Regions from separate parts of the Homo sapiens genome. Here region 2 is linked to region 1. Evidence: chromatin contacts called from ENCODE Hi-C data. All regions are on one chromosome and are shown on one strand. The core of a region is the stretch at or near the end of the contact, and the rest is flanking DNA. Distances in the headings are between cores, read along the strand shown. Region 1 holds the start of PPIB (peptidylprolyl isomerase B). Region 2 holds the start of ANKDD1A (ankyrin repeat and death domain containing 1A).

Region 1 (5,216 bases), core at 1,921-4,420:
CTGGATCAGCAGGACGGTCACCTGGGAGAGATTCTCTTAGATCTACCATCAGGTCCACCCCATTATTCTCTCTCCTTTGTACTGGGTTCCCTCTTCAAAGAAGGGTGCCGCTGGTCTCAAAGTAGGTAAGTAATAAGTAGGCCTGCCTCTAGAGCTGGGGAAGAAAGAGGCCTGGTCTCCCCAGCAGAACCTGGCCCTCCCACTGTGGAGGCTACACTGACATACTCCTTGGCCCAGAGGACCTGTGGTTACCTCCTGTGCCATCTCCCCTGGTGAAGTCTCCGCCCTGGATCATGAAGTCCTTGATTACACGATGGAATTTGCTGTTTTTGTAGCCAAATCCTTTCTAGAAAAAGGGAAGAGAAGGTAAGGAGGTGGTATGGGGCAGCAGGAAGACATTACATTAAATAGGCCTCACAGGAACAAGTCCACAACTCCTGCTCGCAGAAGAGACACCACTGCTGACCACTTTCACTGTTCAGTGTGCTACTAAGTGAGCGGGCAGGCGCCACAGGACAGGCATGGTACACACAGATGTGGAAATCCCTCTGCCTCCATACAATTCCCAAGCTTTATACAATTCTACATCACATAATGCTTTTCCCCTCATTTCTTCCAATCATAAGAACAGATACAAGAAAACTGAGAAGAAAGGTCACCTGCTGGCTCAATGGAAAGTTAATATAAACTGAAATAGGGCACTGTTGTTTCCTTAAAACCCACTGCCCTCACCCTAGGTGAAGTCTCCCCAGGAAGCTCTGGACCCCTTACTCTTTTTTATCTCATTTTTTAAATTTTATTATTATTTTTTTGAGACAGAGTTTCTCTCTTGTCACCCAGGCTGGAGTGCAATGGCACAATCTCCGCTCACTGCAGCCTCCACCTCCCAGGTTCAAGCGATTCTCCAGCCTCAGCCTCCTGAGTAGCTGGGATTACAGGCATGTGCCACCACAATGCCCAGCTGATTTCTGTATTTTTAGTAGAGATGGGGTTTCACCATGGTGCCCAGGCTGCTCTCAAACTCCTAAACTCACATGATCTGCCCTCCTCCGCCTCCCAAAGTGCTGGGATTACAGGTGTGAGCCACCATGCCCAGCCTGTTTTTTTATTTTTTATTTTTATTTTTGAGATGGAGTTTCCCTCTTGTTGCCCAGGCTAGAGTGCAGTGGGGCAATCTCGGCTCACTGCAACCTCCACCTCCTGGGTTCAACAAATTCTCCTGCCTCAGCCTCCCAAGTAGCTGGAATTACAGGCGCCTACCACTACACCTGGCTAATTTTTTGTATTTTTAGTAGAGACAGGATTTCGCCATGTTGGCCAGGCTGGTCTCGAACTCCTGACCTCAGGTGATCTACCCGCCTCAGCCTCCCAAAGTGCTGGGACTACAGGCATGAGTTACTGCGCCCGGCCTTTTATTTTTAATTAATTTATTTTTTTTTTGAGACAGGGTCTCACTCTATTGCTCAGGCTGGAGTGCAGTGGCATGAACATGGCTCACTGCAACCTCCATTTCACTTCAGCCTCCTGAGTAGCTGTAGCTGGGACCACAGGTGCACCCCGTCACACCCAGCTAATTAAAAAAAATTTTTTTTGGCCGGGCATAGTGGCTCACACCTCTAATCCCAGCACTTTGGGAGGCCAAGGCAGGCGGATCACCAGAGGTCAGGAGTTCGAGTTCAGCCTGGCCAACATGGTGAAACCCTGTCACTACTAAAAATACAAAATTAGCCAAGCGTGGTGGCGCATGCCTGTAATCCCAGCTACTCAGGAGGCTGAGGCAGGAGAATCACTTAAACCCGGGAGGCGGAGGTTGCAGTGAGCTGAGGCCGCACCACTGCACTCCAGCCCAGGCGACAAGAGTGAAACTCCGTCTCAAAAAAAAAAAAAAATTTGCGGGGGTAGAGACAGGGTCTTGCTATGTTGCTCAGGTTGGCCTTGAACTCCTGGGCTCAAGCAATCCTCCTACTTTGGCCTCCAAAAGTGCTGGGATTTTAAGTGTGAGCCACTGTGCCTGGTCAGGGCCCCATTACTCTTAAGAAAGGGCAATACTGTGTTCCCAGGGCAACAGGCAGTCGGTGCTCAGTGAGGTCCACGCTACAGATCGGCTGAACTCTGCAGGTCAGTTTGCTGCCATCCCCAGTGCCAATTTCACTTCATGTGAGTTGACTACCCCTGCTCCAGCCACTTACCTCTCCTGTAGCTAAGGCCACAAAATTATCCACTGTTTTTGGAACAGTCTTTCCGAAGAGACCAAAGATCACCCGGCCTACATCTTCATCTCCAATTCGTAGGTCAAAATACACCTGAGGAAAGAGACCATTTCCAACTTAGCTTCTTTAAAGGGGCGTTGCTAGGGGAGGGAAGGTACAAGAAGCTAACCTGAGGATGGGAGAGAGAATAGAGCCATATTTTTAGAGAAGTGGTTCTGAATCTGATTTTGGTGACGGTAAAAATCCTATGAGAATCTAATGAAAGCTCCAGACCCTTTTCTTGGAAAACATGCTTATCTATACCCTCCTTGGACTACAGGATAACAATATTTGCTCTAAACAGCTAATGGACCCAGATTCTAAAAATTAACATTAGAAAACCCATAAGGAGCGGAGCCTAAGTTCACCACTTAAGTTTGAAGTATACATACTGTGCTTTGTAATTGGAAGTGGCTAAAATTTGGCTTAAGGAGAGAAAGGATTCGGAATCCGGCAGGCGTGATCTTTCACCATCTCCCCAGCACTGAGGGGTGTTTGCAAAAAGCCTGCTCTGAGACTGCCAGTGTCGGCCCCAGATGGGTATCCGGGGATCCAACTAACTCCCTGGGTCAGGGCAGGGGCTGGGGGTGTCGGGGTGGGTCCGGGTCGTTCCCTGGACTGAATGGGCAGGACGGCCCAGACGCCACGAGGCCACAGACAGAAGCCGAGGGAGGAGGGGCTGAGCCAAGGCCAAGCCAAGGCCGCCCGGGCCCGAGCTCCGGCACCGTAAATGCCGCGGACTCCACCGGACCTTGACGGTGACTTTGGGCCCCTTCTTCTTCTCATCGGCCGCAGAAGGTCCCGGCAGCAGCAGGAAGAAGACGGACCCCGCGATGAGGGCGGCGGCAAGGAGCACCTTCATGTTGCGTTCGGAGAGGCGCAGCATCCACAGGCGGAGGCGAAAGCAGCCCGGACAGCTGAGGCCGGAAGAGGGTGGGGCCGCGGTGGCTAGGGAGCCGGCGCCGCCACGCGCGGGTGGGGGGGACTGGGGTTGCTCGCGGGCTCCGGGCGGGCGGCGGGCGCCGTTTCCCCCCTCCGGCTCGGCGCCGGATAGTAGGTCCCCCTGCGGGGCGGGCACCGACGCGGGCTCGTGGGTGGTTGCCACGTTATTGCTCCCTCATTGGGCTCCCGGCCGCCCTCTCCCGCCCACAGGAAGGCCACCGGCGGAAGGCGGCCTCGCAGAGCACGGGCCCGGGCTCCGAGAAGACCACAAGCCCCGGCATGCTCCGCGGCCCGCCCCGCCCGGAGCGCTGTTCCACTGGCCTGCGGTAGCTGGCGCTTGAGGTTAGCAAATACGTGGGCCTGGACAAGGGGCACGGGAAGCTTGTCACTGTTTTGGGCCAGTCAAGTGTTTGTCACCGCCAAATTGGCTCTAAACGTTGTGGCTTCCAAACACTTCAGGGACATTTATCCTTACCGAGCGTGGCCTTGTACGGCTCCTCCACTTGTCTTGCAAAACTTGCTGCACAACCCACTTCCTTTTTTACTGAGGCCGTCAAGTTACTACCCATTTTTCTCTCCCTTCTGTAATCTTGCTGTGCTTACTGTTGTGTATATCAATGGACATCTTATTGTATACGCTGTTCTTAACTTCCTTTACCTTTTCCCCCAATAGACTACATTTTTTTTTTTTTCTGCGGAAGGGACTGTGTTGCATTTACTCTGTCCACAGCTCCCTCACAGCGCGGCAGTACTGAGTGCCCAACAAGTCCTGGTTGGGATAGCTTCACATCCGCACTGACATGAGAAATAATTTATGCCACGGCCTGAGGATACAATGCCTTTTTCCGGAGGTCAGGAATAGTTACTAGATGTCCCCACAGGGCTATTTTAGGTCTTCACACACTTAGTGTTGTCCCAATCTACAACATAGATACTTTGGTACTGGGAGTCTTACACACCAAAACAAACCAAAACACAAACTTCCAAAATTTGGACCTATGGCGTTAAAACGTCTTTAAAACTAATTTTCAACGATTAACTTCGTAGAAATTCCAGGTCGTCACAGCACAGATTATAGGCAGGGCTCCATTTACATAAATTATGCAATGTAGTCTTCATGAGGCGCTGACCTGAGACTGAAGTTATGCAAGGCCACTGGCATTAACTTTGTTGTTCATTACAGCGGCCTTACACAGGTTGTAGAGCTTCAAGACAGTTCTCTTATTTCCCATCCTTGCACCTCAATTCAGACAACCCCAATCAGGAGGAAGTTTTAAACATTGTTATACTGACAAAGATGATCTTCCAGATCCATCTCTCATCCCTTTTTTTTTTTTTTCTCCTATTTTGTTAAGCCTCTTTCTTCACTCACTGGTCTCAGGCTGCCATAGCCAGAGAAAAATGTTTACTAAATCATGTTTTCAAAGTAGCCTCCAGCTGGGCACAGTAGCTCATACCTGTAATCCCAGCACTTTGAGAGGCTGTGGCAGGCAGATGACTTGAGTCCAGGAGTTTGAGCCTGGGCAACATGGTGAAACCTGTCTCTACAAAAAATACAAAAATTAGCAGGGCGTGGTGGTGCGCATCTGTAGTCGCAGCTACCCCAGAGGCTGAGGTGGGGGAATCACCTGAGCCCAGAAGGTCAAGGCTGCAGTGTACTGTGATCGTGAAACTGCACTCCACCCTGTCTCAAAAACAAAGAAACACTCAAAAAACCCAAGTAGCCTCCTGCACATGAGGAGCTAAGGCTAAAATGGCATCACAGCAGCCTTTCTCCCACTCCCACTTTCAAAAGAAATCAGGTTGATGGATAAAATGCTCTCAATGTGAAACTTTTCTCTCATGATTCTTCCACTGCTACCTGCCTGTGAAAAAGTAATTAAAGAGTAGTAACAAACTGGAAGGAGTCAATCATGCCCAGATTGACAGTTGTTCTGTTGGCTACATATGCAGTATGGTTTTACATTGCTCATCATAGTTCTATCTTCTGTCTGGACACATATTCCGCATTTGTAGAGGAGAATT
Region 2 (5,318 bases), core at 158-2,657, 750 kb after region 1:
ACACTTTGGGAGGCCAAGGTAGGTGGATCACCTGAGGTCAGGAGTTCAACACCAGCCTGACCAACATAGTGAAACCCCATCTCTACTAAAAATACAAAATTATCCAGGTGTGGGGGCGAGTGCCTGTAATCCTAGCTACATGGGAGGCTGAGGCAGGAGAACTGCTTGAACCCAGGAGGCAGAGGTTGCAGTGAGCCGAGATCATACCACTGTACTCCAGCCTGGGCGAAAGAGTGAGACTCTGTCTCAGAAAAAAAAAAATCATATCTTTGATTATTATGTTGGAATTGTTATTTTGAGACCATTTTGAGGGGTTGGCTCAGGGCTCATTAATTGTTAGCTGTTATCATTATGTTATTTTTCAAAGGCCATTCCAAATACCTCCTTCTTCAGGAAGCCTTCTTGAACTATATTCTAAGGACTAATGACTGAAAGATGCTCTTCCTCCTTTGATCCCCAAAGTAGTAGTAACTACACCTATCATGGCTTTGCTGGCTTCTTGCCTTGGGATAGAGATGCCTGAGACCCCATTATCCCTAAATTCAAAGAAGCTGTAAATGCCTTTAAGGCAAAAAGGACATGGACATCCCCCAAGGGTCTGAAGTGCAACCCATTCTGGTGTATTTAATGTGTATCTTTTTGTTTCTATGTGTCTTTGCAAGTCTGTGTTGTTTGATGTAAATGCATTTGTAATATTTTTATTGATATTGTTTCCTAGGTCTTATTTGGTTTGGTTATTTACTTTTTCTGCCTAGCACTAGGTGTTTAAATCCATATTGCCACGAATACAGCGGGTCCCTTGCTTTGAGTGCTGCACAGTTTATCCATCTGCTCTTACAAGAAAGGGCGCTTAGATTGTCTCCAACTCCCAGCAACCACAGCAACACAGCAACCAACATCCTCCTACATGTCCCTTTATGGGCCTGATAAATCTTTCTGAACACTGATAAATCCGACCATCTCTTCATATGCTTGCAGACCTGCTGAGGTTGTGGTCCCTTAAACGCCAGCTCACATCTTTGGGGTTTGACTTTCTGCGCCTGAGGCGGCGGGCCCAAGGCTCAGCCCTCCTCCCCGAGTCCCGAGAGGCGCGAGGAGGATGAGCCTGCCAGATGCCTTGTGCGCATCTATCTCCAGGGCCGGGGAGGCTGGGCGAACTCCCGGGGAGGAGACTGGGTCAGGGACACCTGCGGAACTCGGCGTGGCCCCGACCCGCCGGCCTCGGGCGCGGAGGGGTGGGCAGGTTAAGAGAGCAGGAGGAGGGACCTGCGTCCTGGTCCGGGACTGGGGTGGCCGGGGCAGCTGCGCTCCTAGCAGGCGGGGCGTGGAGTCTGGAGGAGCGACCGCCCCGTCCTCTCGGCTCCCCGGGCCCCGCCCCGGCGGACGCGCGCCTCGCGCCCGGGCACCAGCGCGCGCAGGGGCTGCGGAGCGGCAGGATGCAGGAGGAGCTGGCGTGGGAGACCGACGGCCGTGAGTCTGCCTGGAGGAGGGAGGGGGGCGGGCCGAGGCCGAGAGGACCCCCGCATCCGTTTGGGGAGTGCCAGGGGTGAGGTTGGCGCCCTCCGAACGGCCACCTCCGTGTGGGGCGTCTGTGTGGCTCCGAGCGGAATGGTTACCGGTCCGCGCACTGGGCCGAGGGGACCTTGCCAGTGCGTCTGGGACTCGGGGACCACACCCGCCAGGTGAGCGGGGAGCAGCGGCTGAGAGGTTAGCTACAAATAATAAAGGTAATAGCGATCCTTGACTGCGTGCTGTACTTTGTGTGCCAGGCCTTGACCCAGGAGAGGCACGTCATTTGATCTTCGCTGCGGCCATATGGGTAGGACATTATGTTATCTTCATTTCGCAGATGAGAAACTGAGGCACAGGGTGTTCAAATGAGTTGTTCAAGGTCACACAGCCATTGAGTGGTAGAAGTGCTGAAGGGCCCAGCTCACCCGGAATGCTGGGGCTGGATAGCGAGTGGAGACCGCATCAGATGGGGCACGCACTCAGAGGAGAGGAGCCTGACTGGCCACAGGTGGAATGAGGGCACCTCCGAACCTCCCTCAAGGAGTGCGCCCAGTGCCAGGGCCTCTAGGCCGGGCAGCAGCGTCTGTGTGGGCATCAGCTGGCCTGGGGCAGCTTTGGCTGCACCGTCTGGGAGAGGGGAGAGAAAGATTGTGTCGGTGTCTGCACTGTGAGTCCTTGATCCTGCAGCCCTGGCTGAATCCTGACAGCTGAATCCCGGGGCTTTCCCTCAAAAGCGCATAGTGCAGCTCACTGGATTCCTTTGAGACCTATAGTGTCCAAAATGCTGGCACACTGCATCTACTCAGCTGAGGGATGTGTTGGGGGTGGGAATGCTCAATCAAGATTAGGTACATGGTTCTGCCTGGGGCGGAGGATCACTTGAGTGGGCCTGCGAAGAATGTGTACCAATGGAGCATTGGGGTGTGTGGCAGAGAATTCTGGACAAAGACCCAGCATGGGCAAAGGCTCAGGTAGCTCAGTGGGTATTGGATGTGGCCAGAAAGAGGGTGCCGGATGGGAGGTGGATGGAAGAGATGAGACTGGACTTGATTTCATTCTAACTTAACCTTCTCTGGCCTGACCCTATGCAGTGTCTGCTGGCTTCCCATTGGAACTCCTGGCTGTTTGCCAATACAAACCAGGCCAATCCCCCTAAGCTGCACATAAGATAGAGGGTGCCAGACAGGAAGGGACCTATACAGATCTCTTTCTTCACCCTCCCCCAGTTTTACAATGGAAGAAACAGACCTACAAGGGGGATGTGACTAGCCCAGGATCCTGCTGCTGGAAAGTGGCAGGGAAGGTACTAGAACCCAGGCCTCTGTAAGCTCACATCTGAAGTGGCAGCTCTCTTTGGCTACCAGAATTTGACCCTTTGCCTTGGAGGAATAATAGTGATGATGATGGTGGTGGTGGTGGCGGTGTGGTCATTATGTGCCAGACACTGTGCCAGGGGGTTTTCATATCTCATTTCTAATCATGATATTAACCTTGTAGGGAAGCTCGCACTCCTGTTTTGCAGATGAGGAAACTGCCTAACACAGCTAGGAAGTGGTTAAGCCAGAGTTGAACCCAGGACTGTGTGATTGCCCCCCAGGGTAGCAACTCTGAGATCCACAGGTTGTATCCATGAGGCCCCAGAAAGCTCAAGATCCTCTTTCTCATCTGGAGAAGACTGTGTGGAATTTATCTAGAAAAACAAACTGCATGGCAGGCCTGTCTCTCACCTCAGTGCATCTTAGCCTTCCCTACCAAGACACTCGTCACCTGTCCCTGGATACACAAAGGGGCTGGGTTCAGACATTCATACTGGACCAAACATGCAGGCTATGGGGTCACTTGCCCTGCAGTGACTATGGAAAGGGCCAGCAAATATTTGTCTCTGTGCTAGTATGTGTGAGCACTTTGGGAGAGGGGACAGGCATCTATTCGTCTGGGGATTGTTGGTGTCACTCATACAAGCAGAGATTTTTTTGTTTCTGTTTTCTTTTTTTTTTTTTGAGATGGAGTCTCGCTCTGTCACTAGGCTGGAGTGCACTGGCATGATCTCGGCTCACTGCAACCTCCAGCTCCCAGGTTGAAGCAATTCTCCTGCCTCAGCCTTCCGAGTAGCTGGGACTACAGGTGTGTGCCACCATGCCCAATTAATTTTTGTATCTTTAGTAGAGACGGGGTTTCACCATGTTGGCGAGGATGGTCTTGATCTCCTGACCTCGTGATCCATCCACCTCGGCCTCCCAAAGAGCTGGGATTACAGGTGTGAGCCACTGCACCCAGCCTGTTTTTGTTTTCTTTTTAGAGACAGGGTCTCACTCTGTTGCCCAGGCTGGAGTGCAGAGGTGCAATTATAGCTCATTGGCAGCCTCAAACTCCTGGGCTCAAGCAAGCCTCTTGCCTTAGCTTCTTGAGTAGCCGGGACTACAGGCATGTGCCACCACACCTGGCTAATTTTTAAAAAAACTTTTTTGTAGAGATGGAGGTTTTGCTTTTTAGCCCAGGCTGGTCTTGAACTCCTGGCTTCAAGCCATCCTCCTGCCTTGGCCTCCCAAAGTGCTGGGATTGCACGCATGAGCCACCATGCCTGGCTCAAAAGCAGAGTTTTGTGGGTTCCTCCTGTGCCCACCTTTGGGCCTGCTGTGAGCTGTGGGTGGATCAGGAAGGGTCAAGTGTGGCCAGGGCCTCCAAAATACTTGAAGTCTAGCCATGGAGACTAGACATCCTCACAATCAAGAGCCGTCAGGATGATGGCAGCATGGGGCTCCGGTGGGGATCATCTGGACCTGTGTCCTCCTGGCTCAGAGACTAATGCAGTCTGACCCTGAGCCCACAGGTGTGCGTGACAGGGGTTGGCAGGGGGAGCTCTGAGGTTCCCTTTAATCTGAGACTCTGTGCTAAAGGTGCAGCGATGGGGGTGAGAGGAGCACAGAGAAGAGAGACCACAGAGAAGGAAAATCAGGGTAGCCTCAGCGTGGGCAGGTGGAAGCTGGTTAGGATTTGGGCAAGAGTGATTGGAAGAGGCTGGGCGCTGTGGCTCACGCCCGTAATCCCAGCACTTTGGGAGGCCGAGGCAGGCAGATCACTTGAGGTCAGGAGTTGGGGACCAGCCTGGCCAACCTGGTGAAACCCTGTCTCTACCAAATATACAAAAATTAACCAGGTGTGGTGACACACACTTGTAATCCCAGCTACCGAGGAGGCTGAGGTGGGAGAATCGCTTGAACCTGGGAGGCAGAGGTTGCAGTGAGACAAGATCACGCCACTGCACTCCAGCCTGGGCAACAGAGGGGTTGGAAGAAGGGGTGGAGGAACAAGGAGACGGAATGTGCAGGAGTGGGGTAAACATGCCTCTGGCCTCACCCGGCGCTGGCACGCAGTAGGTGGCTCAGTAAATCCTGGCTGTGTAGACTGAGCCGTGGAAAAGATGGTTACTGACTCCAGAGGGAGTTAATTTCATTTCCTTCCCCAAGAGCAGCTCTTGGGAGGGTACATGAAACTTGGATAATGGGGCACACATTTAGGCTGCTGAAAATGGCTTCGCCCTGCTCTTCCATCTTCAGGGTTTCACCACGTCCTGGTTGCGTGGCTGTGGGGTGAGTTAATGAGGAAGAGCAGCCTGTCTGGGGAGGACCCTGACCTTGAGAGGGAGGAGGGCTGTGCCGCTCTGCCCCTGTTCCTAGCTGAAAGACCCCTGCTCCAGAAATGTTCAGGAGTGGAAATGGGTTGTTTACCTCTCCTGTCTGCAGTGTGGGGCATCCTCCCCCTCATCCTGCACCCCATTTTCTCCCCACAGTGCTTCCTCTGGAGAG

The links. Hi-C counts contacts between places; a loop is a spot of excess contacts on that map. Pooled maps may share reads with other maps.
Region 2: a loop to region 1 is called in a map of CD4-positive, alpha-beta T cell, with 1.9 times the contacts of the local background. The contact joins the promoter of ANKDD1A here to the promoter of PPIB in region 1. A Hi-C loop is called at or near these places in 1 of 168 maps with a recorded cell type or tissue (CD4-positive, alpha-beta T cell) and 2 of 50 pooled maps.

What each region holds. Positions count from the first base shown.
Region 1 is chr15:64,159,852-64,165,067 of GRCh38, forward strand. It overlaps PPIB (peptidylprolyl isomerase B), which reads right to left and starts at 3,171. Exons shown (of 5, transcript NM_000942.5): 1 at 3,001-3,171; 2 at 2,190-2,303; 3 at 253-346. The coding sequence starts at 3,135. RefSeq lists enhancers at 1,730-2,294, 2,528-3,028, 2,836-3,085, 3,029-3,529, 3,636-3,685 and a silencer at 3,136-3,495.
Region 2 is chr15:64,910,495-64,915,812 of GRCh38, forward strand. ANKDD1A (ankyrin repeat and death domain containing 1A) reads left to right here and starts at 1,408. Exons shown (of 15, transcript NM_182703.6): 1 at 1,408-1,470; 2 at 5,303-5,318. The coding sequence starts at 1,437. RefSeq lists silencers at 636-930, 1,004-1,053, 1,254-1,433 and enhancers at 1,620-2,163, 4,871-5,318.